2 separate regions of the Homo sapiens genome follow, and region 1 is linked to region 2. The links are chromatin loops, found by intact Hi-C in ENCODE. Cell type or tissue: heart right ventricle. All regions are shown on one strand. Links, peaks and the distances in the headings refer to the core of each region. The heading gives the core; the rest is flanking DNA. Region 1 overlaps LINC03125 (long intergenic non-protein coding RNA 3125). Region 2 overlaps NXT1-AS1 (NXT1 antisense RNA 1).

Region 1 (8,327 bases), core at 160-8,159, 180 kb before region 2:
TGCATGGGTGTCCAACATTTGCCATTGGCCATATTTGTGTTTTAAAGAAGAATTGTAACCTAAAAATAGGAATCACACTTTATTCATTATATTTTTCACAGAGCTTTATTTTTGTATTGAAGGCTGGAAGCTATTAAGCTGCTGTCTCCTTACAACTGACCAAAGCCTGTGTGTGCACGTGATTTTTATTCTGGTACTTTGCCCTGGGACATCATTTCTGCCCCTTGCCACCGGTGCAAGCTGGACTTGAAGACAAGGGTCCCAGCACCTGGTGGAACCGCCCAACAAGCACCAGAGTCAGTCACTGGTTCCTTGTACCCCATTTTCAAGCACCCAAAGTGGTTCTTCCCCTCATGTATCGTTAGATCTACAGCTAAGCCAAATAGTGAAGGTGAAGACAAAGGAAAGGGCTCAAGATAACATTTCCCTTCCCTGAGTTGAAGTCATTAGTGACCCAGAAAACAGGAAGGGGGTGAGGCCTCATTTAGGGAGAGGAAAAGCAGAGGAAGTGGCACCCGGGGGTGTGGAGCAGGATGGAGCACACTTGAAGTGCTCCTTAGAAGGAGGCTGGTGGAGCCAGCCTGGGGGTGGGGTGGGTGGGGAAGCTTGGCTGGGGACACAGAAGGGCAGAACCACTCCCAGGATTGTTTTCCAAGGACAATTTACAGTACCCATTGTTGGCTTTTCCTCTGGGTAATTAGACACAACATGGGAGCAAGGGATCCTCATTCATCTTGTCACTGGGTTTTAATTTTCTTGGTCCTTCAGCTCCCAGCTGCCCTGGCAGATGTTCTGTCCACAAGTTCCAGGAAGTTCAGCAATGCTTCTTCTGCACTACTTTCACCCAGAGCTGACATGGTCTCTGGTAAGCAGCTTTAATTTGATATGGCTGGATGTACTTTGGGGCTGGCTGCAGCAGATGAGAAAAGCAACTCTTTTTATGATTTCTATAGCAGGGTTCATTGTGAAATTTAAAGCAGAGAGGAGACTTATTTCTTTACCCTGGGTGTGACACCCTTTGAAGCTAGCTGAAGTAAAATGCTTTGCCAAGGAGGAGGGAATGAAGGAGTCAGCATACAGAATGAAACTGGACCTTAATCCATCAGTGAGATAGACACGGCTGCTTAACAGATGAACGAATACATTTCCATGGTGCAATGAATCATTTCAGTTGTCCCCTTAAGAGTACATTTCTGAGATGTATTTCTATAGTGTGTGTGCGTGCACCTGTGTGTGTGTAACCGAAATATAAATTGGGCTTCATGTGGTCCAGGCTATACACAGAGTCACTGTCAAAGCAGCACCAGGCTAAAACAAAAGGCATCTATGGTTAGTTTCAGTTTTCACTCAGGTGTCTGGAAGAATGCTAAAAGGGATTCAATTTAAAAACCAGAGCAACACTTCTTAAAATTATGTTTTATTTATTTTCTTATTCTTCCAAAACTCGGTAGCCTTTCACTTGAAATGGCAAACATTCACATCACTTCCAGCTTTTGAGTCTTTCCTATTTTCATCTTCTGTCTGTGCTCTATCAGCATTTTACATGGACTGTAAAGTTTTCTCCCTATTTACCCATTACCTGAATTCTTCAAAACAAAAGAGGGCTCAGAAGCTGATCCAAGAAGCAGGAATCTCCTTCCCTTCCTGTCTCCGCCCACCCTGCCTGTCTTCGTCCTCTCAACAGTTTCTGCACCCCAGACTTGGCTGGCTAACACCCAGCTCTCCTTAGGAGCAAGCAAGGGAGAGGCTGAGACTCATTCAGAGGTTTCCAGTCCTCTGAATGGGTCCTTAGGCAATGGTCAGGAAATGAAGAGCAGGGGTTTAGAGCAGGGAGAAACTGGAATTTTTTTTTAAGCCTATAGCACCTGATAGTCTCAGTCTCCCATCAAGGTACTAACCAGGCCAGACCCTGCTGAGCTTCTGAGATCTGCTGAGATGGGGCATGTTCAGGGTGGTATGGCTCTTGGCAGAAATATTATTTTCTGTGTTGCTAAATCATGTTGCTGCCCTAGCTTCCAGACCCAGCTCTGCAGACTTCTGAAAAGAAAAGCCCATATGGACGGGTGCCACCCAAGGGCATCTCCGCTGACAGCCCAACTCCCCCCCAGCCCCCAACACATACACAGGGCAATGTCTCCTTGTCGGGTGTGAGTGTCACCCTCTGGAGTTCTCTGAGACTCTCCCACACTGAGCAGCCTGGAGTCCAGCCCTGGGTTTCCTCACAGGCCTCAGGGTCGGTGGTGGAACACACCAGGGTCCTTGCTTGTGGAAACTCTCAGAGGAGGCTGTGCCACCAAGTAAGCGTCCGTGGGGTTTCGGATCGCCTCTGGGCCACTCCTGCCTCTAGGAACCTCGGCTGGCACCTCGAGGTGTGGGCAGAGGGAGAGGCTGAGGCAAGACAAGGCAGCAAGGTGAGCCCAGGAGGCCGCAGGAGCCAGCCCCAGCTCCCCCAGGAGGCCTGGCTTAGGCATGCTGAGGCTCCATCCCCCTAGCCTGCTTTTCACAAGTCAGGACTGACATTCTGTGCAGACCCAGGGATCCTGACAGAGCTGAGTAAAGTATGAGTGTGCAATCTGAAAGTTCTTGAGCCACACTAGCATGCGAGCACAGGAAACTGCTGTGCGAGTGCAGGGCCCTGGAGCAGATCCTCCACTGTGGAGGGGCGCAGCGGCTGTGGCCCCGGGCTGAAACGATGGCTCCCCAGCCTTCCTAGCTGTTGGGGGTGGGGTGCAGCGGCTGTGGCCCCGGGCTGAGACGATGGCTCCCCAGCCTTCCTGGCTGCTTCCCCATTTCCTCCCACACAGGCTCACCGCTGTAGTCCTGGACACACTGTTGGGCTGGTGCATAGCAGGAACCCAATACATGAGTTGAGTGACTGGATAAACCCGGAGGCACTGACACCCTCCAACGGGGAACCCCTTCCTCAGTTCACCTCGCATTTGCAGAAAGCAGAGTAACATATATGACATTACTAGAAAATAGCAGGGGAAATGTAAAAATTGGGTTCAAAGTAGCCTCCTGGAGTTGAAATGGCTGCAGCTGTGTGGAATGGAACAGCAAAGGCAGCTCCACAGCAGAAAAGGGTCTCAACTTAGGCCCTGGGAGATGGACACAATTTCCCACCAGGGAGAAGAGAGGCCAGACGCCTCTAGCCACAGGGATAGTTGGCACACAGAGGTGTTAACTTTGGGATGAGTGTGGTTGAAGCCAGGGAAGGCCAAGCCCTGGCATCTCACATTCAAAGGAGCAGGTTCTCCTTGGAGCAGCCCCCAATCCCCCAGAGGAGGAGGGACCCCCAGGTATTCTCCCTCATAGCACCTTTTTTCTCATTGTGCTCATTACATTTGTGATATAATTTAGAGTAAGTCATGCAATGACGTATTAAATATCTGTCTCCCCACCAGACAGCACACTGCATGAGGGCTGGGCCTTAACACTTGGGTTCACTGAGTACCTGGCACTGTGCCCAGTGTGTTGTAAGGTACTCAGTGACTGCGTCAACACGGAAATGAGAACGCCGGGGCAGCTGCTCCCCCACCCCTACGCTCGCTGCAGACATGTGCTCCGTAGAGAGGGCTCCTCTCGAGGCCTAAGAGCGCTCCTGGCTTCCAGGATGCATGGATAGATGTGTCATCCAGATGGACCCTGGTTGGCACTGGACAGAGGGGCCTGGGGCTGCGCCAGGACTGATGGTAGAAGCACAGCAGAGGGTTGGTCTGGGCACCCAGTTCAGAGGGTCCTGCTTGGGGGCACGCCCTCTCCTGGAGGAAGCCAATGCTATAAAATTCCGTTAGGGACACCCCAGCTTCTGCTTCCCTGGGTTGGAGGGGCTCCCACCAGGCCCCTCCTTCCCTTTGGCTCCCTATACCCCAAAAAGGGAAGATTCTAGCAGCAAGGTCCCATTCTGACTCCAAGATGTAAGTCCCGTGCCTTCTGCTGGCCAGGTCCCGCACATCCTGGAACTGGGCCGCAGGGATCTGAAGCACTCTGCAGGGTCTCTCCCCAAGACCTGACTGGCCAACCTCCTCTCTCCTCATCTCTCCCAATGAGGAAGGAGCTGTCTGAGGAGAGCAGGAGGCAGGCCCAGCCAGCCTTGGGCAGGTGTCCTCCTACACCGGGGACAGAGAGGGACGGTGCACACAGATAGCAAGCAGCCTGCACAGGCCAGCACTCAGTGGCTGCACTTGCCAAGTGGAGCTTGCTTCATCTGCAGCCCAGGCCTGTGAGCTACAAACAGCATCTGGATGAACATGTTGGGCTTTCACCTTTGGAACTGTGGTGAGGGCAGTATCCTCCTTGGAAAAGGGTTACAGCCCCTGCTGACCCCGTGGTTGACAGCTGTGAAGGAGGCAACAGTGACACTTCCTACAATCCCAGGCCAGCAGCCCCAGGGAGGGAACATAAAGAGACCCCTGGGAGCTAAAGCTACGACTGCTAAACAGAGCCCTGTGGGCATCAGGACGGGTTCAAAATGAGATATCTGGAAACTGGAGGACCTGCAGGGGTGGTCAGGGTGGGAGCATCTCGGGAGCATCTTCCCACCAGAGCAGGTACAAAAATCTATTTATTCATTCAACACATAGTGGCCACATGGTCAGATATTGCCATCTACCTTTGGGAAGACAGATGTGAGGATGAGATGGGACGGTCACAGAGGGCCAGCAGAGCAGAGTACAAAACCAAAGAGGAAACCCCTTCTGCAGCCTGGGGGAGAGCATCTGGCCCTGGACAAGGATGGAGGCAGAATGGTGGGCCAGAGAGGCACATGAAAGGTGATGTGCGTGGGACCGCTGGATGAATGGATGTCCTGAAAATTGCACCTTGATGGCAATTTTAGTTCTTCTCTGCAAAGCCATGTGCCTCAGCCTTGTCCACATGCCAGAATCACCCGGCAAGCTTTGCAAAATGTTGATGTGCAAACCCCAAGCACAAAGATTCTGGTGTCTCGGGCCCGGGGTGCAGCCTGGGCATCTTCATTTAATGCAAGTGATTCATTAATGTGTGACAGTGCTGGAGATCCCTGGCTTGGAGAATCCTAAAATTTTCTCTAGCTTTAGTTCAGTTGCACCTGTAGGTAGAGCAGTTGCAGCTGATGACAGGCAGGCTGTGGGAGCAGGAGCTCAGTTAGGTTTCTGGGCCTCTGAGGGCCGCAGGGTCCACCTACCCACCCGTAGATTCTGCAGTATTTATAACTTTTTTGGTTCTGCCTCCAGCTTTCTGGGGCTGTCTGGTGGCAGAACAGTAAGAAGGGAGGGAAAGGAAACGTAAACCGGTTGATTCCAAAGTCCGTCCTGGAGACACAGTGCAGCCATAGGCAGGCTGGGCTCGCAGGCTGTGCTGAGCTGCAGCTGGCTGGGACTGCACAGTGAGCTGCCGGACATGCAACAAAGCGGCTGGGGGCCTCGAATGGGCACTTCGCCTTCCAGAAGTGTGTCCCTTGCCAGGGTTATTCACGCTCCCGCAGGGCTGAGAGCTGGCCAGCCTCCTCCTCTCCCAGATGGAGCTCAGGGCTGTGTGGCGGCCGTGGGGGACCTGGGACACTGGCTGCTCCAAGGGTTTTCTGCCGGTTATATCCATTTGGGATGTGTCCAGGGAAAAGGCCTCTATCAGCTGCGAGAAAAAGAACACACATTCCCGAAATATCCGATAAACAAAGATGATTCCTTTATCCACCCCACTGGCCAAAATGAGCACCTGTGGCCTTGTCTTTCACTCAGGAAGTGCGGCCACCCTAGCCGCTCTCCCTCCTCCCACACTCCCTGCCATGTGGCCCTGTCCCCTCCTCGTCCCACTCCATTTTCCACTTCTGTGTCCAGGCCTTTCCTTCTCTCTGCACCTTTCCTCAGTGTAATTTTCAGCCTCAAAAAGCATTTTTTTAAAGAGGCATTCCTCTCATTGCCCAGGCTGGAGTGCAATGGCACAATCTCAGCTCACTGCAGGCTCTGCCTCCCAGTTCAAGCGATTCTCCTGCCTCAGTGAGCCTCTGGAGTAGCTGAGATTATAGGCACACGCCACCACGCCCAGCTAATTTTTGTATTTTTAGTAGAGATGGGGTTTTACCATGTTGGTCAGGCTGGTCTCAAACTCCTGACCTCAGGTGATCCACCCATCTTGGCTTCCCAAAGTGCTGGGATTACAGGCTTGAGCCACTGCGCCCAGCCAAAAAGCTTTTTAAAATTACTTTTAACTGCCTTTATAGCCCTCTGAGTCTTTGAGGGGAAAGAACTGTGAGGTTTCTCATCAGATCAAATTGTGGGGTGGCCTTTCCCAGAGAGGAGAAATCATCTCCTGGGGGAGGCTGGGCTGATCCCACGTTGGGAGCGGGGCTGCGGGTCCCACTCTTGGGCAGAGGCCAGCAGAGCATGCGCTCTAGTGGGGAATTCGAATAATGCGCGAGCCTCAGCAAGGAAGGAGCTTAGCTCCAGTGCAGGAGCACATAGGGAAGGTCTCAGCATCTCGGGGTAGGCGGGTGGTTGAGGCAGGGCAAAAAAGAGAGTCACCTCTGTGCTGGGAACTGTCCTTACCATGTGACCAGCTGCAAAGACTTCAAGCACGGCCCTGTGGGTGAGGAGGGCAGGGAGTCCAAAGATCCTTAGAGACTGGAGAAGCTGAGTGTGCAAACAAAAGAGAGAAGGTGGGTGTGGCCAAGAGGGGCAATGCCAGGAGTGCCATGGGAGATGCCTGCAGAGAGCTGCCCAGGGGCCACATCACAGCACCCCTCGCAGGTGCTGCTGACGCACCAGTGTGGTGACAAGCCACGTCCAAGCAAGCGATGAAAGGACTGAGTTGTTTTGCAAAAAGTTCTTGCCATCTCCTCCACGGAGAGTGGATAGGAAAGGGGACACAAACCCATCCATTTACTTATTCTTCCTTTAACAAAATCCATCCATTTACTGATTTCTTCCCTTAACAAAATGTTATTGACAGTCAACCCAGTTTAGTGATCAACAGGAATTTGTGAAGATCGGGACCATATCCCAGTGAATACGGTGCTCACCATCAGTGGGTGGAGGGGACTCCCATGTGAGCCCGCAAACAATACCCCATGCACGCATGTCCTTCTATAGGGTTGAGCTGAAAGCTCTGGAAGCACAGCAAAGTCACCAGGAGCTTCATTCTGGGAAATCAGAGTAGGCCTCATAAGGATCTGCCCTGGAGCCAGGTCCACTCAGCTGAGAGCCTGCATTTTTGTTGACAGACTGAGTGTGCATCAGTGCAGGCGCCGGCTGCAGCCCAAGGGGCTCGGGGGGCCCCAGAGCACACAGGGTGTGGATATGATGTAGGCATCAAAGACAGGTGAGGTTGGTAAGGAATCTTGGGACAGATAAAGAAAGTCTTAGCATCAAACAAAGGGTCCCCTCTTTTTCCTAGAAGTAGCAAGAAAACCCTTGAGGTGTTTGATCCAGGGCATAGCACAGTGAGACATGCTTTAGAAAATTAATGCAGGGCTTGCTTTGGTTTAGGTTCACTCAAATCCAAGTCATTGACTCCCACCTATTTAGAAGGTTCAGGGATCTCCAGGAGGGAAGTGGGGATAATGGTGCCATGGAATGGAGCTCTGTCAAGCCAGCATTACTAGGTGGGCAACGGAGCTTAATGCTTGCATAGAGGCTCTAGGAGACTGGGCAAACCCCGGGCCTCAGAGGCATCCTGGGCAGGGCAAGGGAGCTGGTGTGCTCTGAGCAGCTGGCTCGGGCCTTGGCCAGGAGCTCCTCCCGGGATGCTTGTTTCCTGCACTTCCAGGCACCTGCAGTGTGGGTGGCACAGCCCCAGTGGCTCTGGGAAGAGCCTTTAGGAACCAGAATGACTACACCAGCAGGTCCTGGGAAGTTGGGCAGAGCCCTGGGAGGATGGGCGGGACACGGCCAGGTCTGCCACAGAGAGAAAAGGGCCAAGGAGGGAAGGTGGGCAGGTGGCATCGTGCAGAAAGGTAAGATCTGTGTGTGAGAGCACTCTTGTGAGATTTCCACAACCATTTATTCTACCTGGCTTTAATTTTTAGAAACTTAAATGTTAGAAAACACTAATTGATGGCCGGGCACGGTGACTCGTGCCTGTAATCCCAGCACTTTGGGAGGCTGAGGCGAGTGGATCACTTGAGGTCAGGAGTTCAACACCAGCCTGGCCAATATGGTGAAACCCTGTATCAACTAAAATTACAAAAATTAGCCGGGCATGGTGATGGGCGCCTGTAATCCCAGATACTTGGGAGGCTGAGGCAGGAGAATCGCTTGAACCAGAAGGCGGGGGTTGCAGTAAGCCAAGATCGTACCACTGTACTCCAGCCTGGGTGACAAAGCAAGACTCTGTCTCAAAAACAAACAAAA
Region 2 (8,327 bases), core at 177-8,176:
TAGGGTCTGGAGGCAGGGAACCTAAGGCCATTTCAAGCTGACTTCCTAGTACTAAATTCAAAGTAAAGCCCTAACTTTCCACACCTTAGTAACAAAAAGATCAGAAATCACTCCCTTTGCAAACCCTCACCTTTTCTGTGCAGCAGATGCGAAACTGAAAATACCTCTGATTGGTTGCTTTGTGCAACCAATCAGATGTTGCATAGGAGCGTAACTTTGTAACTTCACTTCAGCCTCTGATTGGTTGCAGAAAGCAGGCCGCCACTTCATTTACACCGGGTGAACACCAAGTGGCCAATGGGAAACCTCTAAGGGGCATTTGGACTCTGTAGATTCTATATCCTGGACCTTGAGCTGCTGCTCCACCCATTCCCACACTGTGGAGTGTACTTTCATTTTCAATAAATATCTGTTTTTGCTCTTTCATTGCTTCATTCTTTCCTTGCTTTGCTGTGCATTTTATCTAATTCTTTGTTCAAAACACCAAGAACCTGGACAACTTGCAGTCAAGACCAAGACCGTCTACTGATAACACAGGTCAGATACTTCACAGCCTGCTACTGAGGGATGCTGTGGAGCTTCCAGGGCCCAGGATCCTTGTTGGATCCACAACTTTCCAAGTGGCCCTCAGCACTCTGTGACCCCCACGTGGCAGCCTCCTCCCAGGAGAGACTTCTAGCCTGTATTAGCTTCATGCCAGCCTCCCTGTGTGGCTGTTCATACAATATGATGGCTGTGTTCCTTACCCAAAGCCTCTGTTCCCCATGGGCAGGAATGCCCTTGGAAGAGGAGCACCAGCGGGGGACAGGCCAGACACAGGGCAGCAACCTCATTAAATCTCATCCTTAGGGTCTTTGCTTTCTCTCATTTGGCACTTCTACCCAAATCTAGTCCCACTGCTAGATCCTGAGAAGACACCCATTTTTACATGCCACAGAGCACTTTCCAGCACATTATTCTTCCTCTGAGCCCCCTGGGGTAGCTTGGGTTTGGCATGCTGACCCAGCACCCCATCCTTTATCTGGGATCTGAGTTGTCTCCACTAGTCACAGAGGTAGTTGCAAGAATGGGCCTCACCAATTAAATTACTTCATGCACTGTCACAGCTTAGTGCTTGCTGCCAACTCTGGCTGCATAATAAATATGCATTTGAAAAGGGCACAGCAGAGCCTGCTGAAGGCTCATCCATTGCACATCTGACAACTGATGTTTGCTGTCACTGGGGCCTCACTCAGCTCCTCCCCAAATAGGCCTGTCCATGTCCTCTTTCCAGCTGGCCTAGTCCAGGTTTCCTCACAGCATGGTAGCTGCATTCAAGGGTGAGCAGAGAGAGACAGAGGTATGGGGAGTTGGAGGGAGAGAGAGAGAGAGAGGAAAAAAAAGAAGAGGGAGTGAGCACAGGTGAGCTGAGTGGAACCTGCATCACCTTCTATGACCTAGCCTGGGAACTCCTCTCTTCCCAGATTAAACGGGAGGAACATAGACGCCACCTCTCAGTGAGAGCAATGTCAGTCATGTTGTTAGAGCAGGAGGTCTGGGACATCTTTAATTGTTCAGACGCCTTTGGGCAATGCAATCTGCCACCAGTGACATGCACTCAGTACCTACCTGAAGTCAGGTACCATGTGTGCATCAGGTCATAGCAACCCTTTGATCTTGCCAAAGCCTTGAGGCAGATTAACTTGCCCAAGATCATGCAGCTGGTAAGTGGCAGAGCCAGCATTTGAACTGAGGATTCTCAGCTCCAGAGGTTTCTATGGACTTGAGTTTGTTCTCATAAATTTTGAGAGGTAATTGCATTCCTTATATATAAAAAGGAACAAGGCAAAAAGTACAATAGAAGAACAGAATACTAGAAAAAAGGACCAGTCAGGAACATGAGATCATGAAAGTAAGCTTAGAAAATAAAGATATAATTGGCCAGATAAGGCAAATAATAAGTCAATAGAAAGGATACACAATAAAGTTATTTGTTTGTTTTTAATTCCCAGGGCACAGGCAAAAAAAAAAAAAAAAAAAAAAAAAGAAAGCAAGCAAGCAAGAGAGAGGCCAAAATTGCAAAAACAAGAGAAAGAGGAGAGAAAGTAAATGGGGGAAAGCCATAAAAAAAATAGAATAACTTTTCCAGAGGATGAAGGAAACCCATACAGACTGGAAAGGTCCAAGGATCATTAGGGAGTGACTCCAGGGGTAAAGGGCTTTTCAAGCAATGAGGGGTGCTCTGGAAAGGCTGGCCCATGAGATGAAGGGATTAAGGCACATTATTTTGTCAACAGCAAAAGCAACAAAGACAAAAACAATTAGGAATTCCAAGAAAAACAAGATCCTGTTCCATAAAGATATAGCCGAATAGAAAGTAAACTAAAATAAGCATGGTGTAAGGAGGGTTGGAAAAGAGAAGGCTGTACACTGGACTTTGAATCTGGGAAAGTCACCCTTTAGGGGGTACAGACATCGTGGGAGAGAACAGAGCAAGTCCTACATGTGTGTGTTTCTATAGTAATCAACAGTTAGGCCTAATAGTGAAAATGCTTCTTATTTCTTTTCAATGCTTAGACTCAATCTAGACAAAGAATAAACCTAATCATCGCTGTAGAACAGAAGGTAAATGTAGTCATCCTTGATGCTGTAAATGTGAAGACAGTTTTTACCATATTATCTAGAATTAGTTTTGATGGCATCTAACTGATGAGCTCAAAATGATGTAAACAAAATAGACTTGTAGTTCTCACTTGCCTAAAAGAGAACTTATCATAGCTCTATGAAATAAAGGGAGCCAAGTCCTTCCACCCTCCTCTCTACCATCCCTAGGATCTGGCCCACATCTGCATGGTCCAAAATAGCAGCCAAAGTGCCAGCCATCACATCTGCATTTCAAGCAGTTGAATGAAGACATGGGAGATGGCCTAGCCTCCCTAGTTTTAGGAAGTCCCACACAACACTTCAAACTACATCTCATCAACCAGATGAGGTATATGCCACAGCTAGTGGGAGAGAAAGTAGGAAGCATGGTCTTCAGGCTGAGTGGCCACACGCAAGTCAGGGTTCTATTTCCACAGGTGGAGGAGAGCATGGAGGTGACAGCAGCTCAAGGGTTAGTCACAGAGATGGGACTTAGGAAGAGATGGTTGAGAGAACTGTTATCCCCGTCCGAGAGGGCAGAGAGTTAGACAACAGTCTCTATCATTGATGGAATAAGAAGCAGAGAGGAATTACATATTTAAAGCTATAAAGGTCATCACTAGAACTAAATCTAATGAAATTAGCTAAGAGACTATTTTGTAAGATTCCATTGTAATAGTCATTGAAGATTGTCCAAAATTGATAAGTCAAGCAATTGAATTACAAGCTCATTATTTAGAATTACAGAGGTAACTGCCAAAAGAACAAAAACATAGGAACAGTTGCAAGTGTTTACCCCACGAGCCTGAATGCGAGGGAAAGCAAGGGGCAGGACAAGAGGTACCTGCTCTCCTTACAAACCTTCTATGCTCTTGGATCTCTGTACCACGAGTTGGAACTTTGGCTTAAATTTTTAAATTAAATTAATGCAGCCTCTGCTTCCACTCGAGGCTGGGGACAGAAGAGAGAACCACTTGGCCTGTTGCTGACAGCTGCCATCCCCCATCCCCATGAAGACAGGGCCCTCAAGGAATGCAGAGGGCAAGGCTGGGGAGGCTTGGGGCATGGCCAGCTCTCCTGTCAGGGTGCCCCTTTCCAACTCAGCAGGGATGAGAATCCTCATCACCCGGAGTGCCCTCCAGGGGCCCACAGCTGGGAGCAGGAAGGGATACTGGGAATATTCCACCTGGGATGACACTCTGATGTCACGGGAGAAGGGGTAGGGTCGTGGGGAGGGGCAGGATCTTCTCGATGCCCCCACCCCTCGCTGGTCATAGGCACTGGCTGGCAAGAACGGGCTGCCTGGGGCCTTGCGCCGGCACCCTGAGCTGATCCCCCACATGCCATCGCGGTCATCCCATTGTACACTGTGCATTCATCGCCTCGGAACCATCCCGGGACAAAGTGCCAAAGTCAGCCATTAGACCAAAATGCTCACCAGGAAGCATTTTTGAGACAGTACCTCAGAATTTGAAATAGAACCACACTAAAAGCTGTGCTGCTTTGGAGAGGCAGAGACCTCTGCTTTCCCAAACCGTTTCTAAAATATCCTAGAGAAAAACAAAAAAGCCTCTCTGAGCAGCCACCTGTCAAGACAAAGGAGATTATCTTGGACTTTTTAAATGCCCTATGTTTGATATAGGGAAGGAACACTTTGGTTTCTTGATCAGAAAAGGTGTCACTCAGATCCTGTCTACAACGCAAGCAGAGCGGCTCTTGTCAAAGGCTAGACCACCCTCGTGTGGCTGCTTCTGTGAATGGCAATTCAGATTTGAAGAGCAAGACAGATCAGACAGCTTCAAAAGCGGGAAAACTGGCTGGGCGCAGTGGCTCATGCCTGTAATCCCAACATTTTGGGAGGCCGAAGCGGGCAGATCACCTGAGGTCAGGAGTTTGAGATCAGCCTGGCCAACACGGCGAAACCCCATCTCCACTAAAAATAGAAAAATTAGCTGGGCAAGGTGGCACATGCCTGTAGTCTCAGCTACTCGGGAGGCTCAGGCACAAGAATTGCTTGAACCCAGGAGGTGGAGGTTGCAGTGAGCTGAGATCACGCCACTGCACTGCAACCTGGCAACAGAGCGAGACTCCGTCTCAAAAAAAAAAAAAAAAAAAGGAAAACTAAGCTCAACAGTCAAGGCTGAACTAATTGCAGAAGAGTGTAAAATAATAATTTACTTCATTAAAAAAGCTGCAGAGCACTTTTCAACCCAGGCTACTTTTATTCTCTAGTCAAGAGCAGTTGTTTTCAAAGTGTGGTCCCGGCTTTCCAGTATGACTAGAAATTGGTTAGAAATGCAAATTCTGGCCTCCCTTGGCCCTGCTATGTCTGAAACTTTGAAGCTAAGGCTCTGGCACCCTAGTGTTAGCAAGGATTCTGACGCTCCCTCACTTTGAGAACTGTAGTTTGCATTAGATTTGTTACTGTCTGGCACCAAAAGAGAGCTGTTAGCCAAGGCATTGACCCTTCAAGGGACCAGGAAAACCCATCTAGACATTCTTCAGGTGTTTCAACAGTGAGAGAAAGTCCTTTCTTTGCTCCCTAGCTTAGACAGAGTCCCCAGCAGCAGCCCCTGAGACAACAATTGCACTGCAAGCCACTTATTTGAGAGGTGATCCCAGGGGCACCTGTTGGGGTATGGGGATGTGAGGTAGGGCAGGGGGAAGCCAGTACAGGGGCAGCACTGCAGGTGCCTGGCTCAGTCCCTGGGGAGCTCCGGGATGATGCGGGGTGTGCCTCAGAGATGTCCTGCCTGAGGGACTGGAAGGGTTGGAACCCTCCAATTCCCATCTGTCCTTACTGAAGGATGCTCTTGGGTGTTAACTCTGGGCATTCCTGCCCTGCCATGAGTAAGGTCCAAGACTGTGGCCAGAAAACCCTGGTCTGGAAAGGAGTGAAGAGGGTATCTCACTGTCTGCTCCACTCAGCTTTCCCAGGCTGCAGGGGGAGACAAAAAGTGCTTGCCGCTCACTTCTGAGCTCTCAAGACTCTTTGATTCCTTATTCAAAGCCCACTCATCAATCAAGGCCTCTCTCAAGTCCCATCTTTGCCAAGCACCTCAGCATCTCCCACTTGGGAGCAGCCTCTCTCCGCACACAGACCAGCCCTCAGATCCATGCATCACTAAAACGTCTCTGCTGATGCTGGGCAAACCAGGGCCTCGCCCTGGGCCCACACGGCCTGGCCGAACACTGGGGAGAGAGCGAGAAATGAATGCCACAAAAGGGGCACAGGAATGTTCAGAGGGGGGAACACCACAGACCTTTCCACAAAGTGGGATGGCTGTAAAGAGAAGGTGGCATCTGAGCCAGTCCCTGAAGGATAGCGGAAATGTGTGCAGAAATGGGGGCAAGGTACACAAGGCAGAGAGGGCAGCCTAAGGACTGCGGCAAGCAGCATGGATTCCGCGTGGCCGAAACATGGCACGGGGGAGAATGGTGGGAACCCAGCTCATGTCTTATTATGGAGGGCCTCGGGTCTGGGACCCTAGTCTAGGATATGGGGAGCTCACAAGTAGGGATACTGCAGAGTGAGAGTTGTGCCCCAGGCAAGTCCCTTTGAGGAGCATGTGTGTTTCAGGACCAGAAAAGTCAGTGACCCGTTAAGAGAGGAAGAGAAGATGGGAGTGGAGTTGGGGTAATTGTGCCACAAGAGCTGCACCCACTACTCAGGCATTCTTCAGGTATCCACATGCCAACATCAGGGAGCAGGTACCCTGATTTTACAGGCTCAGAGGGTTAGATCATTCACAGGAGGTCACGCAGGTCTATCTGACTCCAAGTTCGCATGCTCTTTCTGCTCTATCCACCAGGATTGTTCAAATGGCCCCAGAGAAAGACAGCTGAGCCCAAACTCCAGACCCACAGTAGGAGCTGCAGGGGCATAAGCGACTCAGCAAGGCTGAAGTAAGTGTGAGCCTCAGAGCATGAGAGGAATGGCTGGCCCCAGCCCCCAGTCCTGAATCAGGAGGAAGGGACACAGACACTGGCCCCAGCCCTCAGCTCTCAGAGTCAGGAGGAAGGGACATATGGCAGCTAGGAGACAAAGCATCTAGAAGCAGAGGAACCCAGTGGCCATGAGGTCACGAAAGTCACCTCCAGTCACTTGGACCAGAAGACATGCCTTTGGGCAGCTGGCATGTCAACTGAGCCTCGAGGAAAGAGAATTTTTTTTTTCTGTTTAATAATTTCTTGAGGTGAAGTTTATATAAAATGGGCTATTTTAATGCAAACAATTCAACGGCTTTTAGCAGTTTCACAATATCGTCCAACCTCTATCAGTTCCAGAACATTTTCATGACTCAAAAGCCTGGTACCCATGAAGCTGCTTCTCCCCGTTCCTCCCTGCCCACAGCCCCTGGCAAACATCATTCGGCATTCTCTCTGCAGATTCACCTATTCTGGATATTCCACAGAAATGGAATCCTACAACAGGTGACTTCTGTGTATGGCTTCTTTCACCATGTTTTCAAGGTTCATCTACATTGCAGCATGTATCAGTACTTCATTTATTTTTATTTATTTTAGAAATGGGGTTTCTGTTGTCCAGGCTGCAGTGCAGTGGCATAATCATCGCTCACTGCAGCCTTGAACTCCTGAGCTCTAGAGATCCTCCTACATTATCTTCCCAAATAGCTAGTACTACAGGTGTGACCCACCACAGCTAGCAAGTTTTTTTTATTTTTTGTAGAGGCTAGGTCTCATGATGTTGCCCAGGCTGGTGTGGAACTCCTGGCCCCAAGCAATCCTCCTGCGTCAGCCTCTCAAAGCACTGGGACTACAGGCATAAGCCACCACACCTGGCCAGTACTTTATTTTTCATGGCTGAATAATATTCCATTGTATGGGTATACCACATTTTGTTTATTCATTCATCCATTGGACATTTGGATTGTTTTTAATTTTTGGCTATTATGAACAATCATGAACAAATACTCACTTGAGTACCTATTTTCAATTCTTTTGGGTATTTACCTAGAAGTAGAATTGCTAGGTCATATGGCAGTTCTATGCTGAATTTTTTTTGGACTCATCGTACAGTTTTTTACAGTAACTGAACCATTTTACATTCCCACCAGCGATGCACAAGGGTTCCAATTTCCCCACATTCTCACCAACATTTGTTATTTTCTATTTTTTGATTCTAGGCATCCTAAGATTGCAGAATGGCACCTCATTGGGGTTTTGATTTGCATGTCCAGAGAAGGGCATTCCTGGTAAACAAAGCAGCACAGGCCATTTTACAAGGCCATCATTCCCTAAGAGCCTAGTGTTTATAAGTGTCATGCCCTCAGCTCGAAGCTCAGCTCGAGAGCAGGGATCATACATCTTACCTTTCCTTTGTGTCATCAGCTTTGAGCACCCATGGCTTAATGAGGTTCACAGCCCCTTTCCACTCAGATCTACAGTTGGCCTACATGGTTGGGTCAATAGGAATAGCCACCTCCGAGGCTATGCCCAAGGTCACCACGGGGTTGCTTGTGAAGTACACTGAATGTGCTGGGTCCTCCAGAAGCTGCTTGTGGAGCCACTTAAAATGCCTGCTATGATTGACACCTTCAGTGCCTGTCTGAGGCCTGGTACTTCCCTTTTCAGGGGGCTCTAGCTGATTTCCAAATGCCTAAGGGCTTTTTTTCCAGGCCAGTGGAAGAAAAGCTTCTCTGTCCCTCTTGCCAGACAAGAAAACGACACCTCCCCGGCAGCCC

What was found. Peaks named below come from ENCODE experiments on the same cell type or tissue, not always from the same donor. Only the 100,000 strongest peaks of a DNase experiment are listed, where the experiment ranks them.
Region 1: it touches region 2 in a loop (2.5-fold over the local background); 8 of 110 quality-filtered maps call a loop at or near these places.

What each region holds. Positions count from the first base shown.
Region 1 is chr20:23,159,004-23,167,330 of GRCh38, forward strand. It overlaps LINC03125 (long intergenic non-protein coding RNA 3125), which reads left to right. Exons shown (of 6, transcript NR_199692.1): 2 at 769-865. It also overlaps the pseudogene RNA5SP478. Among named protein-coding and RNA genes, the nearest start is that of LINC03125, 15 kb to the left of the region's middle. RefSeq lists a silencer at 1,224-1,323 and an enhancer at 2,849-2,898. In heart right ventricle, for the core only: no CTCF peak of the experiment used is centred there; DNase peaks (open chromatin) are centred at 518, 2,528, 3,498, 5,408 and 4 weaker places; H3K27ac peaks cover 4,532 bases.
Region 2 is chr20:23,336,341-23,344,667 of GRCh38, forward strand. All of the region lies in intron 1 of NXT1-AS1 (NXT1 antisense RNA 1), which reads right to left. Among named protein-coding and RNA genes, the nearest start is that of NXT1, 10 kb to the right of the region's middle. RefSeq lists silencers at 4,284-4,333, 8,297-8,327. In heart right ventricle, for the core only: a CTCF peak has its summit at 4,370; a DNase peak (open chromatin) is centred at 4,391.